Linked DNA regions of Mus musculus: regions 1 and 2 are each linked to region 3. The links are chromatin loops, found by intact Hi-C in ENCODE. Cell type or tissue: left cerebral cortex. All regions are shown on one strand.

What was found. Hi-C counts contacts between places; a loop is a spot of excess contacts. Peaks named below come from ENCODE experiments on the same cell type or tissue, not always from the same donor. Only the 100,000 strongest peaks of a DNase experiment are listed, where the experiment ranks them.
Region 1: a loop joins it to region 3, with 2.8 times the contacts of the local background. A loop is called at or near these places in 8 of 42 quality-filtered maps.
Region 2: a loop joins it to region 3, with 4 times the contacts of the local background. A loop is called at or near these places in 6 of 42 quality-filtered maps.

What each region holds. Positions count from the first base shown.
Region 1 is chr15:98,387,550-98,392,549 of GRCm38, reverse strand. No RefSeq gene overlaps it. Among named protein-coding and RNA genes, the nearest start is that of 1700031M16Rik, 8.4 kb to the left of the region's middle. In left cerebral cortex, a CTCF peak has its summit at 2,531 (motif pointing right); a DNase peak (open chromatin) is centred at 2,528.
Region 2 is chr15:98,508,519-98,513,518 of GRCm38, reverse strand. No RefSeq gene overlaps it. Among named protein-coding and RNA genes, the nearest start is that of Snora34, 8.8 kb to the left of the region's middle. In left cerebral cortex, CTCF peaks have their summits at 2,880 (motif pointing left) and 3,875 (motif pointing right); DNase peaks (open chromatin) are centred at 566, 2,039 and 2,874; H3K4me3 peaks cover 564 bases; H3K27ac peaks cover 548 bases.
Region 3 is chr15:98,105,619-98,110,618 of GRCm38, reverse strand. Pfkm (phosphofructokinase, muscle) reads right to left here and starts at 2,148. Exons shown (of 23, transcript NM_001163487.1): 1 at 2,008-2,148. In left cerebral cortex, a CTCF peak has its summit at 2,167; DNase peaks (open chromatin) are centred at 235, 1,598, 2,117 and 2,713; H3K4me3 peaks cover 2,691 bases; H3K27ac peaks cover 2,069 bases.

The DNA.
Region 1 (5,000 bases), 280 kb before region 3:
TGATGTGTCTCCTATGTCAGTCAACAAATACTCTCTAATCCTAGGGTCTTCTCCCAGTTAGAACCTGTGCCCTGTTAGTCTGTGTGCAGCAATGCTTATCATCTTCTGGGGCACACAACGACGATCCCGTAGACTGAAATTAAACAGAATCTGACCAACACGGGGAGCACCCGAGAGAAGATCCTTAGGGCTTCGGATTAGAACTCAAAGGAACATGCTTTAAGCTCGGCTCTAAACCAGTGCCAAAGAGAGGTCTCTGACTGCATCTAATTGCTAGCTCCCCATCCTGGACTTGCATGTGACAATTCAAAACAAAAGAAACTGTAGCATCAGAATTATCAGCACCGTGTAAGATGTCATCAGAAAGGCCAATTCTCAGGCTCACTCCAGACCTATCAAACCAAGAACTCCAGGGCTAGGGTGCAGCCATCAGGGTCTGACCATGTAATCTAAGCCTTGGACGATTTCTAATGACCTCCTGGGCAGTGCTGATGCTGCTGACACTGTTGGCCAGCGACCAACAAGTACTTGGCTTATGTGAGCTTCTCTCTGGTGAGCTAGGCAAGCCTGCTTCAGATCTCTGAAATTATGACCCTCCAGGCCCTGCCTCTTCTGGCATTAGCACACATTTCAGTTAATGCTCTCTCCAGCCACAGAGGCACTAATGTTCTGTCCTAGAGAGAAAGAACTGTAGTCCCACTGAGCATCATTAAGGACAGGGAAGGCTGGGTGTGTGGGAGTGCAATTCCGTCCAAGTGTCTTGGGGTCTAGTTACTGCCTTTGCTGGTAGGTCTCAGGAAAGTTAGTTTAGAAAGTCTGTGGCCACACCTCCCCAGGGTCGAGCCCAGGAACAACTGCCAGGGACAAAGAGAGCCTGTGCATTCTCTCCCTCATCTAGAGACTTGCCAAGACGTTGGCCAGATGCCCATATTGTCTTCAGAGTCCACTCATCAAAAGTTGCAGAAATGCGGAGAAGGGGAAGATGCCCCAGGGGGTTTGAGTGAGCTTCCATTTTGGAGGCCATATCCAATTACCTGTGCCAATTGCCTCTAGCCTCAATCTGAAATTACTCGCCCCAGTATCCACACTGGTAATCTCTAACATTGACCACTAAATTATGGTCTCCACCTGGAGGATTTTTCTTTCATCGTCTGCCTTACTCTTGCCCATGCACGTAGGATGGCATGGAATGATCTGAGGTTTCCCTCACCGCCTGGTACAGCTTGACTCTTTCTCCCCTGAGCTCACACACAGTCTTGCCACACTGGTGTAAAAGGACTCCTTACATTGCATTATACCCATCGGCAGATTTTCTCCTGTGTGGCAGGTGTTTTAGAAGCAGAGTCTGTCTCGTTCATCTTTATATCCCATGAGCCTGGGGATGGAGAGGGGACCACTGTGGCCTGACATGCTTAAACAAATGAGTTTGTCCTCCTTGATTGAGATAAAGAGAGAACTTCATAGACTTCAAATTCAGTGACTTCATGAGTGTGAGCTGCTAACAGTAGTGACTGAGAGCTCTGTGTGCTTGACAGCTTTGGGCTGAAACAAGATAAAGCAAAACATTGAAAATGTGGGATGTGGTAAAGAAGTCGAAAATGTTATTTAAATGTAAAATTCAGTGAGGTGCTTGCTATGATTGTGGCTATTCTAGAAATGAGAAAATGATTGACAGAAGGCCAGCAACTTACGCACCATCAGATAATAATACACACACACACACACACACACACACACACACACACAGAAATACACACACAGACATAGACACACAGACACGCACAGACACATATACACACAGACACAGATACACAGACACAGATGCAAAGACACAGAGACATACACACAGAAACACAGACACATACACACACAGAAACACACAGACACAGGCACACAGACAGTAACACACACATATACAAACACACACACATGCAGACACACAGCCAGACAGTAATACATATAGATACCAACACACACAGAGATATGCAGATGCAGACACACACACAGGCACATGGCTAGACAGTGATGCACATGCAGATACACACAGACACACACAGACACACACACACACACACACAGAGACGGACATGCAGATGCAGACACACACAGAGACACATGGCTAGACAGTAACACACACACACACACACACACACAAACACAGATGCAGACACACAGATGCAGACACACACACAGACCCTGAATCTTATGTAGCATGTGAAGAGCAAAGCCTGTTGTCCAGACTTGATGCAAATGTCTGTCAGTCTTTCTGTACAGTCACGTGTGAGCTGCTCACCATTCTTTTGAGGGCTTCTCAACTCCAAGCCCTCTCACTACTTTGGTGATTCCTTTAGTCTCTCTGCGTACAGGTCTGGGGTCCTGATACAAGATCTCTTTAATGCTCTGAGTGTCTTGCCTCTGCCTCTGCCTCTCTACGATCATTGACAGTTCTTCCTGTGTGCTATGGCTTCTGTGCTATGGCCTGTCAAAAGGATTTGAAGAAGAAACTTGTCATCCTGAAGACGTGCCACCAGGGGGCAGTGGGGGTCTAGCAGGAGGCCTGGAGGAGCTGGAATCTTTACTCTCCTGTCGAGCCACATGTATGACCTTCATTTTGCAATTCTTAAATCAGTGGCAGTGGTTACACAACACTGTGCGTAATAAACGATTATTTTTAAAATTTGAGGTTATTATTACAGTTTCCCTTCCCTTTCCTTTCTCTAAGCTCCATATCCCTCCTAACTCTTTCAAATTCGTGGCTTACTTCATTCATTGTTGTTACATGCATATATGTGTCTATATGTGTACAATGTTACATGTATGTTACAAGGGCTGACCACTTGGTACTGTGTGCTCTTCCCTGGGGAGACCACTTCTCCTGCTCTCAGATTCTTTGTTCCCTGGTTCTTCCTGTGTTCCCTCATCCACTGGAGCAAGCCTATTGTTGCTTGCCCTGTTCAGCTCCTGCGTGGGCAGTCATGTTGGTGAGACTCTATGGGCGTAGCTTCTGACACAGCTAGGAGACACACTCACAGCAAATTCCTTGGTCTTCTGGCTCAGAATTGCTTTTAGAAGAGGTGATGTAAATGTTAAACAGGAAATCAGGAAATAATTTATGTATATATTTTTCTTGATCCTGAGCTTATTCTAAGGACTTCTCATCCTTCCCAACACTAAAAAGAGAGAAAGCAGAGGTGAGGACGTAGCCTGCCCATGTTACTCTCAGCTGGTGAGGTTTGGCCTGTTGCTGCATAGCCTGGCAGAAGAGAGAGGTAGGCAGGGCTTCTTTCCAGGGCTCCAAGCAGAGATCTTGAGGAAGAGAGGAGGGAGAAGACAGAGGAAGACAGAGTGGAGTGGGTAGATTGTGAGAACTGGCCATGGGGGCTGTCCAGTTGGAGTAGAGCAGCCCAGGAGGAACACAGCAAGTCATATTCGGGATTATTGACAGGGAAGTAGACAAAATATCATACAGGGCTATTATCTGCCCAGCTCTAGCGCTGTAAGGCTTATTATAAATATAAAGGTTTTGTGTGTTTTATTTTGGAACAGAATGATCTAAGGTGGGGTAGAAACCCCCAAATAATATTTACTACAATAGCTGTCGGACTTCCTTGGCCAAACCTCACATCTCCAAGCCTTCCTTATCTGCCCACAGTTGTGATGGCTGCCACCCTGCTTCCACAGCAGGAACAAACGGACTCTGCAGACAGACAGGTTTGCTCGTACTGAGACACCATATTGATTTTGCTTACTGTCGCTTAGAATTCCGCTTTACCCTTCTATAATGACGGGGATTCCCTGACCTCACAGCCTGTAAGTCTGTCTTATTCAAATTAAAAAACAAAACAAAACTCCAGGTGTAAAATATCTCCTCCTCCCCACCCCCATATTGGCTGCAAATGGTTGTATGCAGATATGTATGGACTGGCACGTAGGTGTATTTGTTGACAGGTAGGGGTATATGACATAGCACTTAGCTTTCACACATGAAATGTGTGCATGTGAGGCAGGTGCCACGCAAAATACTTTAGATGTAAATAAATTTAAGGATAAACCCTGACTCTTCACCGTCTGTAAATTCTTACTGTGAAGCTAAATTGCTTGGTTTCTAAGGACCTTCGGATGGGTATGTGTGTATGAAACAGTCAGATGTCAGCACTCTCCTCTTCTACGCCAAGGCTGTGCTCTGTTCTGCTCCTGATGTTTGTCTACAGCTGTATTAGTTTCACCAACATTTATATCTGTGGTGGTTTGAATGAGATGCCTCCCCCCCCCCCCCCCCCACTCCCCAGAGTCTCGGGTATCTGTACACTTGGTCCTCAGTTGGTGGTGCTGTTTGGGGGAGGTTTAGAAAGTATGGTCTTGTTGGAGGAAGTGCTGGGTGTGGGCTTTGAGGCCAAAAGCCTCGGGCCACATCCAGTTCAGCTTCTCTCTCTCTCTCGCTCTCTCTCTCTCTCTCTCTCTCTGCGTGAAGGAAAATGCAACATAAGAAACTTAGTTCAGAAACAACGGTAACTCAATCTCTGGGCGCAACAACTAAAACCTAATCTTGTAAGCCTTATTAAAATCTGATTCCTCTGGTGGCGAATCCTTGAGGATCTGCCATGATACAGGGAAACTCTACTAGCTATATCTTACCCCTCTGCTGTCCCCATTCCAAAGAGGGACCTAACTCTCTCCTGCTTCCTCACTTCCTCCATCCAATCCAGAAGTCCCGCCTACTCTCCCAATGATTGGCTCCTTTATTCATTAGGGGATTGGTTCACAAGAAGTCATCTGAGTGTGTGACTCATTCCTCATTCCAGACAGCCCCTCCCAGGACAGCAAGCAGCACAGAGCTATCCACAACATAAATAATCTAAATGAGAGATTTATTTCTTTTTCTTTTTTCCCCTTAATTTGTATTATTTAAATGCATTTTATACATCAAACATATTAACAATATTGAGTATTTTGAGAATCTAATAATATATGAAAAATTTGTTAAATTTTTATATTCATAT
Region 2 (5,000 bases), 400 kb before region 3:
CTGTAGCCCAGTGGTTATCAGCCTTGGGGGTGGGCCAAGCAATCCTTTCACAGGGGCTAAATATCAGATATCAGACAGCCTGCATACCGGATATTTACATTGTTATTATCAGATGTTACATTACATCAGATTCATAACAGTAGCAAAACTAGTTATGAAGTAGCAACAAAATAATTTTATGTTTAGGACTCACTACACAGAAGGACGCCTAAGGAAGTGTATTAAAGGGTCACAGCGTTAGGAATGCAGAGGTCTGCAGCTGTCGCTGTTTTTGAGACCCGATCTTGCTGTGTAACCCTGCTGGTCTGGGGCTTGTCATGTGGCCCCGGGTGACCCCTAAGCCTACATTTGTCTTCTTGCCTTGGCCTCTCGAGCCCTGGCACGAACTGCAGCTCTGTTTCCTCTTGGTGAGAAATCTAGGTTTCCATTCCTCTTTCACAACGGACTTTCTGTTATGGCTATGTCTTCAAAATTTCCATCTACATTTTTTTTTTTAACACTGAGAGAATTCCAGGAACCTGAACAGAGCAGCTGGGCCCCGTGCCCTGTACTTCTTGCCAAGCCTGCCGACGGAATGCGGAGGGTGACTTTTGCTGTGCGTGACAGTGACCACACCATCTGTCTCTAGCCGTGTCTCTCCTGAACTATTCACATTTCACAAACGTGACTAAGTCACTTGTGCGTCATCCTTTTTGCACATTGCCCTCCCGGCTTTAAACAGTAACAACAGCAGAATTGCAGAGAGCGGAGACTTACCTGAGTACTTGGTCCTTATGGCTGAATGCCTCCCATTAGTCCCTCAGGAATGGTCTCTCGAGGGTGGTGGGGGTGGGTGGGTGGGTGGGGGTGGGTGGGTGGGTGGGGCAGTTCAACAGCTGATATTTGCTCCATCCCCAAGGCAGGGTGGCTTAGTACTGGTCTGGCACACAGAGGTCCAGAAGGTTCCTGGGGAGCTGTTGGTACCTAGTCTTGATGACAACTTATAAATACTGATTCTGACATCAGAGAGAATCATCCGTATCCCAGGCAAACAAACTCATGGCGAGAGGGAAGGCCAGAAGGAACAAAGGGGAGATAACGTCCTACCAAAACAACCTTTTTATCGGAGCTGCTACCAGGCCCACCCACAATCAGGGGAGGGCCTTCCCACACCAGTCAGATCAACTTCTTCAGAACATGTCTTCAGGCGAGGCTCCGTATTCGGTGATTCTAATCTGCGACAAGTTGACATTAAAACCAACCATAATATTTTTATTTTATAGATTCAGAATTAGCATCTATAGTAATATGTGCGTAAACTCGACACTGGTGGATTTATATAGGGAGAAGAGAGTAATTAGATTAAATTTTGAATAAGAATCTAATTCTGGAGCTGGAGAGATGGCTCAGTGGTTAAGAGCACTGGCTGCTTTTCCAGAGGTGCCCAGTTTCCCAGCAACCACAGGGTGGCTCACAACTATCTGTAATGTGATCTTTTGCTCTCTTCTGGCTTGCAAGCATACATGTAGGCGGAACATTGTATACATAATAAATAAATAAATAGGTCTTAAAAAAGAGAATCTAATCCTGTCAGTTAATAGTCAGATTGTTCTATGAGTGGACTAAATTCCTTTTATCACGGCACGTTTAGTCCTGTCATCAGGAGGCAGAGGTAGGCAGGTCTCTGAGTTCGAGGCAAATCTATTCTACAGAGCAAGTTCCAGGACAGCCAGGGCTACACAGAGAAACCGTTTCAAAAGCAAAAGCAAAAAAAAAAAAAAAAACCTAAACAAACAGAAAAATCTTTCACCTCCTCTAAGGCCAGGAAGCCTCACTTAAATTTCCATTTGTGGTAAACAATCACAAAGTAAGGATGTTGGAAGCGTGTTCATAACTCAAGGACTGCCTGTGCCTGTAGCTCAGAGGCAGAGCACACATGTGCCATGGGACTATCTATCCCTAACGCCGGGGAAGAAAGCAATGCGAGCCCACCCACGGAAGTACAGAATCCGCGTTCTCAAGACAATGTGCTGAGAAGCGGAAGTGCACAAAATGGGAACTGAGAGAGAAATGAAAAGCGTCTGCTTGTGCTTTAGAGAATGAATTCATTAACACCCCCCCCTCTTTATTTTAAATAAAAAATAAAACAGACTCTGGGCAAGTCCCACGCGATGCTGTATTCCAGGCTAGGGAAATAGGAAAGTAGCGCCTGGGCCAAAGGTGTCCAGTGCGGGAGCAGAGAACAGCCACAGGATAAATGTGCTTATATTCCCTGTACTATAATGGCTTTGCAGGAACTTGGAAAGCAAGAGAAAGCCCAGGGGAGTTACTCTGGATCTGGTTACTGAGTCTCTGGGACAAGGCAGATAGTGAAGTGTCCTGCTGACTGCGTAGGAGGCAGAAAAAATTAGCCTCCATTATAACCTATTCTTGAAAGCAAAGCTTACAGGTCCTGGGACCACAGAATCGGGGATAACACTTGCTAATGATCCAGGTGACCACTGGGACGCCTTTTATTATGGAGCCGATGCTGGTGAAACGTCAGAGACGGTTAATAAACACAACTCTACAATGCGGATAGTCTGAGAGTTAAGAGTGCGCCAGGCTTCCCATTGTAAACAGTTCCTCTAGGGACCATGGTGGATGTTCAGCACAACACATGGGGTCAGCAGGGGCTGGAAACAGTTGGCTTCTGTGGACCGTGCAGTGGCGTGCTCCCTCAATCCCCAGACCTGCCGCTGCTTGCATTGCAGGTACTGATGCTGCGTGGGACCGAGGCTGGCTGCTCCGACACACCTCTTTGTAAATGTGTCTACATTTCGGGTCTTGAACCACCCCTGCCCACCAAAGGCTTGGTTGCTTGGGAGATAAGTTGATGAACTATGGGCAAAACACAGCCCGACAGCGCCCCCGTGTGGTCTTCGCGGCATTTGGAGAAAGCCTGTATCGCAGAGTCTGTCATGTGGAGTGGGGGCATGTGAATGTGTGTGTGTGTGTGTGTGTGTGTGTGTGTGTGTGTGTGTGTGTGTGTGTGTGTGTGGTGTGTGTGTGTGTGTGTGTGTGTGTGGTGTGTGTGTGTGTGTGTGTGTGTGTGAGAACTGTCTTTGACTTTGGGTCAGTGCCCTTACGCAGTGCATCAAGAGCAATTCGTTTTCACCTTGGAAGATCAGCGATGGACATTTGTTGTATCATGTTATCCTAGGAATATTTATGTAGCATTACCCCAGGAATATTTATGTAGCCCTACTATTTTCTGTGGTTTGGAGACGGGGGGGTGGGGATTTGGTGTCCTGGGAAAGGCCCAAGGTGGTCACTTTGTATCATTATACCGATATCTATATAATTACACATTTCTGTTATCTATCATCTATTTATCTATCAATAATATCCATCTATCCCTACCATCTGTCTAACTACTATCTATCTATCTATCTATCTATCTATCTATTCTATCATCATTCTAGTTCCTCCTCCTCCTCCTCCTCCTCCTCCTCCTCCTCCTCCTCCTCCAAGACAGGGTTTCTCTGTGTAGCCCTGGCTGTCCTGGAACTTCCTCTGTAGAACAGGCTGGCCTCGAACTCAGAAATTCTCCTGCCTCTGTCTCCCAAGTGCTGGGATTAAAGGCGTGCACCACCACTGCTCTGCCATACCGTCAGCTTCTAACAGTGCTTTATGAAATGTTAGAAGTATGTTCCGGGGGATTAAATGGGAGTGTCTTTTCATATTCACTTCATATGAGTCTGCTGATAACAGAGGCCACTTTCCAAAGTGAAATGCAAGACTGAATGTTTACAAAAAAGAGTCTAGAAGCTTGCTTTACATTTTTTCTTTAAAAAAACATTTTTTTAAAGTTTATGTGTATGGATGTTTTGTGTGCATGTGTGCATGTGTAGTGCATATGTGCCTAATGCACTCAGAGGCCAGCAGAGGGCTTCTGATCTTCTGGAACTGGAGTTATAAATGGTTGTGAGTTGCCACGTGGGTTCTGGGAACTGAAACCAAGTTGCCATTAAGGCTCATGGTGGCACATGCCTTTAATCCCAGCGCTCAGGAGGCAGAGGCAGGCAGATCTCTGAGTGTGAGGCCAGCCTGGTCTGCAGAATTCCAGCACAGGCATGGCTACACAGAGGAAACCCTGTCTCAAAACAAACAAACAAACAAACAAACAAACAAACAATATCCAGTGCTCTTGGAGGGGACTCCTCCAAGGGCTTGAATCACTTTCTAGCTTTGCCCTTTGAGCTAAACCTTGTCTTCTAGGTTCCAGCTGCCTGCACTCCACTGCTGTTGCTGCTCTTGGTGGTCATCTCATGGTACTGGCATCTCCAAAACACTGCTGTCTTCTGCTGCAACTGGGCTTCACCAATGGCCTCTCATAAGCTCTCTTTATGGTGCCAAACATCAACTCCCTTGTGTGACCCCTTCAAGTCCTGGGCCATCAATTGCAACTGAGGCTACACCCTCACCAATGGCCTTCCGTGGCCTCTCACAGTGCCGAGCCTCAGCTGCTCTGCATAACCCCTTCATGCCTTCAAAACCAGTACCACTTGGGTGACTCTTACACATTACCAAGTCCAGCCACAGCACAAGGTAAAATCTTGTCTATCTCTGGAACACAGTCTCTGTGCTCTCAGAAAACACTTCCCAGAAGATTTCACCTCAATGATGCTGGTCTCTTCTTAATCACCGCTAATTTCTTAGCTCCAGCTAACCAGCATCAATAGTCCCAGTAATGCAAAGTTTTTGCTTTAGTAGTTCTAGTATTTTGTTAATCACAGCTGATTCTTCAGCCCCAGCTAACAAAACCACAGAATCTTCACAATCAAAATAGCAATAGCCCTGATAAGAGCCTTTAATCTTCCCTCTGAAATGTCACAAGCCAGGCCTCCATCATTTGCACTGTTCTCAACATCATCTCCCAAGCTCCTACACAACATCCCACAGAGCTCTTAACATCCCAATGGCTCTTCTAACCCAAACTTCCAAAGTCTTCCTACAGTCCTCCCCCAAACATGGTCAGG
Region 3 (5,000 bases):
CGTCTCAGAGACACAAAACACAGAAAGCAAAGGCAGAGTCCGAGCTGCCTGCTCATCCTCGTTCTGCGCTCTCACACTGGGGCAGGGACTGGAGCCATGGTCTGGCGCTGTGCAAAGCCTGAAATACTGTGTCCTCTTAGTAAAGTCTCCTGACCACTGGACTGCACTGCTGTTAAGGGTAATTCCTCTATGTGGACTGAAAATTTCTCCGGGGCTGATTATTTTTAATTTACATCCAGTGCTGAAGAAATGACTCAGCAGTGGCTGCTTTCTCTTCCAGAAGATCTGGGTTCAATTCCCAGCACCCGCATGGCAGCTCACGACTCTCTGTTAGTCATCCGCACTGGATGCCCTCGTCTAGCATCCACAAGCATGAGGCATACATGCGGTGCACAAACATACATTCAGACAAAACTTATAGCCAAAAAGAAAAAGAAAACAAGGCCAGTTCTAGAGCTTACGCACTGAAGTTTGTGCACACAGGAAGCTCAGTAACACTTGCTGAAAAGCATCAGTGACCCGATGTACCACAGATGTGTGAAGAGCAGGCTTGGGGTTGGGTGTAGCTCCATAGTCTACTGCTAAAAGCACACTCAGGTCTGGGAATATGCTACAGTTGAACAGCATTTGTAAGGCCCTGGGTTGGATACATCACAGGTAAGGAAAGGAGGGAGGGAGGGAGATGGAATCAGTCTGGATGGCCATAAACAGATTAATGGGTAATGGAAATGTGGTACATGTATGGAATGGAATTTTACTCAGCTATAAAGAAAAAAGCCTAAATTATTGCTTTTTTTTTTTTTTTTAGAAAAATGGATGGATCTACAAAGTGTAGTATTAAGTGACCCAAACTCAGAAAGACAAAAACTACATTTCCTCTGTCTCTCATATGAAGCTCCTACCCTGTAAAGTAGACCTGTATACGCATGAACGGGAGTAAGTGTGGGTAAACCCTTAAAAATTAGAGACGAGACCAAGAGAGATGAGAATAGGTGATGAAGGATGGGGGAGGGGACATGAAAGGAGAAGAGAACAGAGGGGTGCACAGCAAAGTCAGGGGTCACGGGGTGGGTGGGGGAGGTGAGAGAAAAGGAGGGTCTACTAAAACGAAATTTTGTTCTAAAATGTCCCAGAGATAACTAATAGCTCATATGCTAATTTGAAATAAAAAAGCAAATCAAAACACTCAGGCACATGTAGGACTTAGAAAGTGACAAACCGGGAAAGCAACATGAACACACATAAACCTGGCATGCTAACGTCTCGATTTCTGCTGGTCGTGAGAAAGACTACATGATTAGAGAACCCAATGGGAACCCAAAATTTTGGAAAAGAAGAACATTTATCTAACTGTTCTGGCTCTTTTTCCCTGAGGGTTTTTCTTTTATTCCTGGAGTTCGTCACCAGATTGGCTCATCACCTGTAGAAGCCCCCACACTTCCCCATGTCGTGCTTTCAGTGGAAGAGACGAGTTCACCCTACCAAGGTTAGCTGGCCTGTGACAGCGGCTCACGTTCTCCTGAGTTTGTATGTCAAGAGGCACAGGACACAAAAATACATGCAGTTCGTATGCCCCCATACTTCATGGACTCACGGTGACACGCATGTGACATAGTCACTGATGCTAAATATAAATATACAGAATCGTATGTGTGTGAGCTCGCAGGGGGCAGGAGGAACACAGCCTGGAAGCATCATAGGTGCACCAATTTGAACTGGATATGTGCCAGGGGAGGGGTCAGGCAACCAAGTGCAACACAGCCCAGCACCCCTGCCCATGCCTCTGGGATCTGAGCGTGCAAGTGCTGGGCGGTTAACCGAGGGGCTCCGCTTCTTCACGAGTGCCCAGCACCCATCCCCCCTCTCGCCTGCGATTTCGGATGCCTTGTCACGTCTGGCCCTCTGTTCCTTTCCGTCCTCCCCACCGCCTGCTCCCGGCACGGCACGTTCGCTCCCACCTCACTCTTGGCTTCGCCCCTCGCTCTCCACCCAAGGCCTCCCTCTTGCCTTGTAGTTTTAGCTCTCCTCCGCCGCTGCTTTCTTGCAGATTGTCCTTGGGGAAAGGGGGAGGGGAGCTTGGCGAACACGGGGAGGAGCCAGGTGGAGGCAGCCGCGGGAGGAGGAGAGGCTTCCAAACCTCTACAGGCCGAAAATGGCAAGGAGGCTCCGCCTCCCTCTGCTTGCCTCTCTCCTCCTCTTCCTCCACCCCTTAAGAACCCTGATGCCTTGTGGCCGCTGCTTGCATGCTTGCTTCCCGAGCACATCTTTATCTTGGGAGCTAGCTGCTCGTGTGCGTGGTGAGGGTTAGAATTTATCTAGTTGCTAATCTTGTCTCCAACTAAGCCAACTTTTTCTCTCCTGGCTTGTCTGCTATTCCTTGAATTCAAACGTGTGCCACTGTTAAAATCCAACCACAGCAATTGACCACCCCTATCGCGCTTTCAAGGGACATGTTTATCTGGAGTCTGTGTGCCAGGCTTTGTCTTAAGACAGATACCTGCCTTTAAGAAACACAGAACACTGGTATATCTTATACAATAACCTCAAAAGTCTTTCCACGTTTGCATCATTTCTCAGAGAGGAAAGAGGGCGAATCCAGCTTGCATGCTACCACGGACCAAAGAGGGAAAGGCCCCTTCTCAAGTCCGCAGCAGCAGGTTGCAAGAGTCTGGGAGGGAAAAGCTACCTCCCAGAAGATACTTTTGCAGCAGGCGCTCTAAGGAACACTGGGCTGGTGTTCCCTGAGCACCACCAACATCCCCAGCTCACACCCTCTGCTCTGCTGCCTCCCCTCTTGTCTTTGCTTGAATGCTTATCCACAGTCAACTTTACTCTGTGTCCCAGGACCGGCGGATTTCTCTACTGCCCTTTCTTTCTCTGCTAGCTTTGCCTCTGCCATGTACATTCCGGCTGCCAACGATAAGAATGCAAGTGAACCTATAAAACCGAAGGCAGTATTTGCAAATCATGTATCTGATAAAGGACTGGGATGTAGAAGAAAGACCCCTCAGACCTGCCTAGTAACCCCACCCGGTGCTGGTGCGGTCTGCCTTTCTGTACCCTTTCCCCCACCCACCTCCCATCTTCTACCTCTCTCAACCCTCATCTGAGAGTTTCTATTTGTCGTAGGTGGTGATTAACACAGCAACCACAGCTGGACAAAGTGCAACAAATAATAGACCGCACCCCCACCCAGGAGGCCCAGGAATCATTCCCAAGGAAGGGTCAGAAAGAAGGGAAGGGCCAGAGGCAGTGGGAGGCTGCAAGGAAAATTATCTTATGGGCACACCGGGGCAGCTGCAGATATGAATCCAGAGCAGTTTCGACAGCATTTACAAAATCTGTGCAAGCCAAGTCCAGACCATTCCAGCCATGGAGCAAATGGCAATCCTTAGCTGCTGGAGGCAGGGAGAGACAGTTTTCTGAGAGTGTAGCCCCTGATGAGTTGACTCCAGAGGAAGACCACATCCAACATTGTTTGGGCAGCACAGATTGGTCTTAAAGGGTTAAAAGAACACAAAACCGGGTGGGTAGCGAAGGGGAAGAGATTGGGAAAAGCATGGGGAGTGGGGATGAATTTGATCACATATGTATATATGTATGTATGTATGTACACATCAGAGGAGACTCAAACCTCTCATAGAACTAACTTTAAAAATAATAAACTTTATACGCGAATAAAATCCTCTAACAGCTCAGTAGTAAAAAAGACAATACGTTTTAAAATGGGCAAAGGATCTGGACAGATATGTTATCAAAGAAAACACAGTTGGCAAATAAACATACGCAAAAACATTCATTTGTTCTACCACCAGGGAGCTAAGAGACTCTTACCCAGCTATCAAATGGCTCAGATAGGAAGAGATAATATTAAATACAGTGAGACTGCAAGGCCGACCTGAACATTAGTGAACATCGTTCATTGTTGGCAGAATGCCCATTAGTTAAAGGCAACTTAACAGTTTCCAGTCACAGACATGGCCATCACATAACTCTTAAATGAGTTACATCATGCCCTCAAACATATTTACAGCAGCTTTGTTCACTCTTGCCCCAAAATAGAAGCAAGACATCTCTCGAGGTAAATAGGTAAAGAAAGCGTGGTATGTTGATATGACAAAGCACTATTCAACAATAAGGAAAATTAATTATCAAGCCGTGAGCAGACATGGTGGAAGCCTAAATGCACCTTTCTCAGCAAATCAGGCAGTCTGAAAGTGCTACCTGCTATATAAGATTCCAGCTTTCTGGCTTTCTGGAAAAGACAAAACTATGAAAATCAGTGGCTACTTAGGGTTTGAAATAGAGAGGAATTTGTGTAGCGCATAGACAGAGGATCTTAAAGGTGGTGTGTAGGAGGTGTGCCTGATATTTTAATTGGGAATCTTGAGTGTCAACACTAAAGGTCCTGTTCCCCAACTGGTTCTTGATTGATCAATAAAGATGCTAGCAACCAATGAACTGGGTGGAATGGGCAGGACTTCGAGTTTTCCCCCAGGCAGGAACAGGGGAGGAAGAGAATTCACCATGCTTTGGAGGAAGAAAGAGCCATGAGCCATGTGAGATCTTGGGTGGAGTGCCCGTCAACTGCTTCCCCAGCAGGGCTTGGAGTAGCAGGTAGGATATTAGAAACATAATTAAGCTGAGGGCAGATTTAGGGTGCTGAGCTGGGAGTGAAAAGGAGGGTTCGATGGCTGAGGAAGGCTTAGAAGAGCTGGGCCGTTGAGCTAAAGGATATGAAAGATAAGCTTATGTGTGTGTCCGTGTGTCTTTCATCCTGGGATCTAAGGGAACCGGGGTGGGGCTGGAGCGTGGTTGACCCGGAGCTTAAAGCTGGGTAGTAGTGAAAACTACATGCTATAGTGGGGAAACTCTTCAGTAATGTTGTGATGGTGGGCATATGTATGGCGCTATGGATGTATCAACACTTGTAGAACTACATAATGTGAACTGCAGACTTCAGTTAATAACATTGTATCAATATTGTTTCATCAACTGCA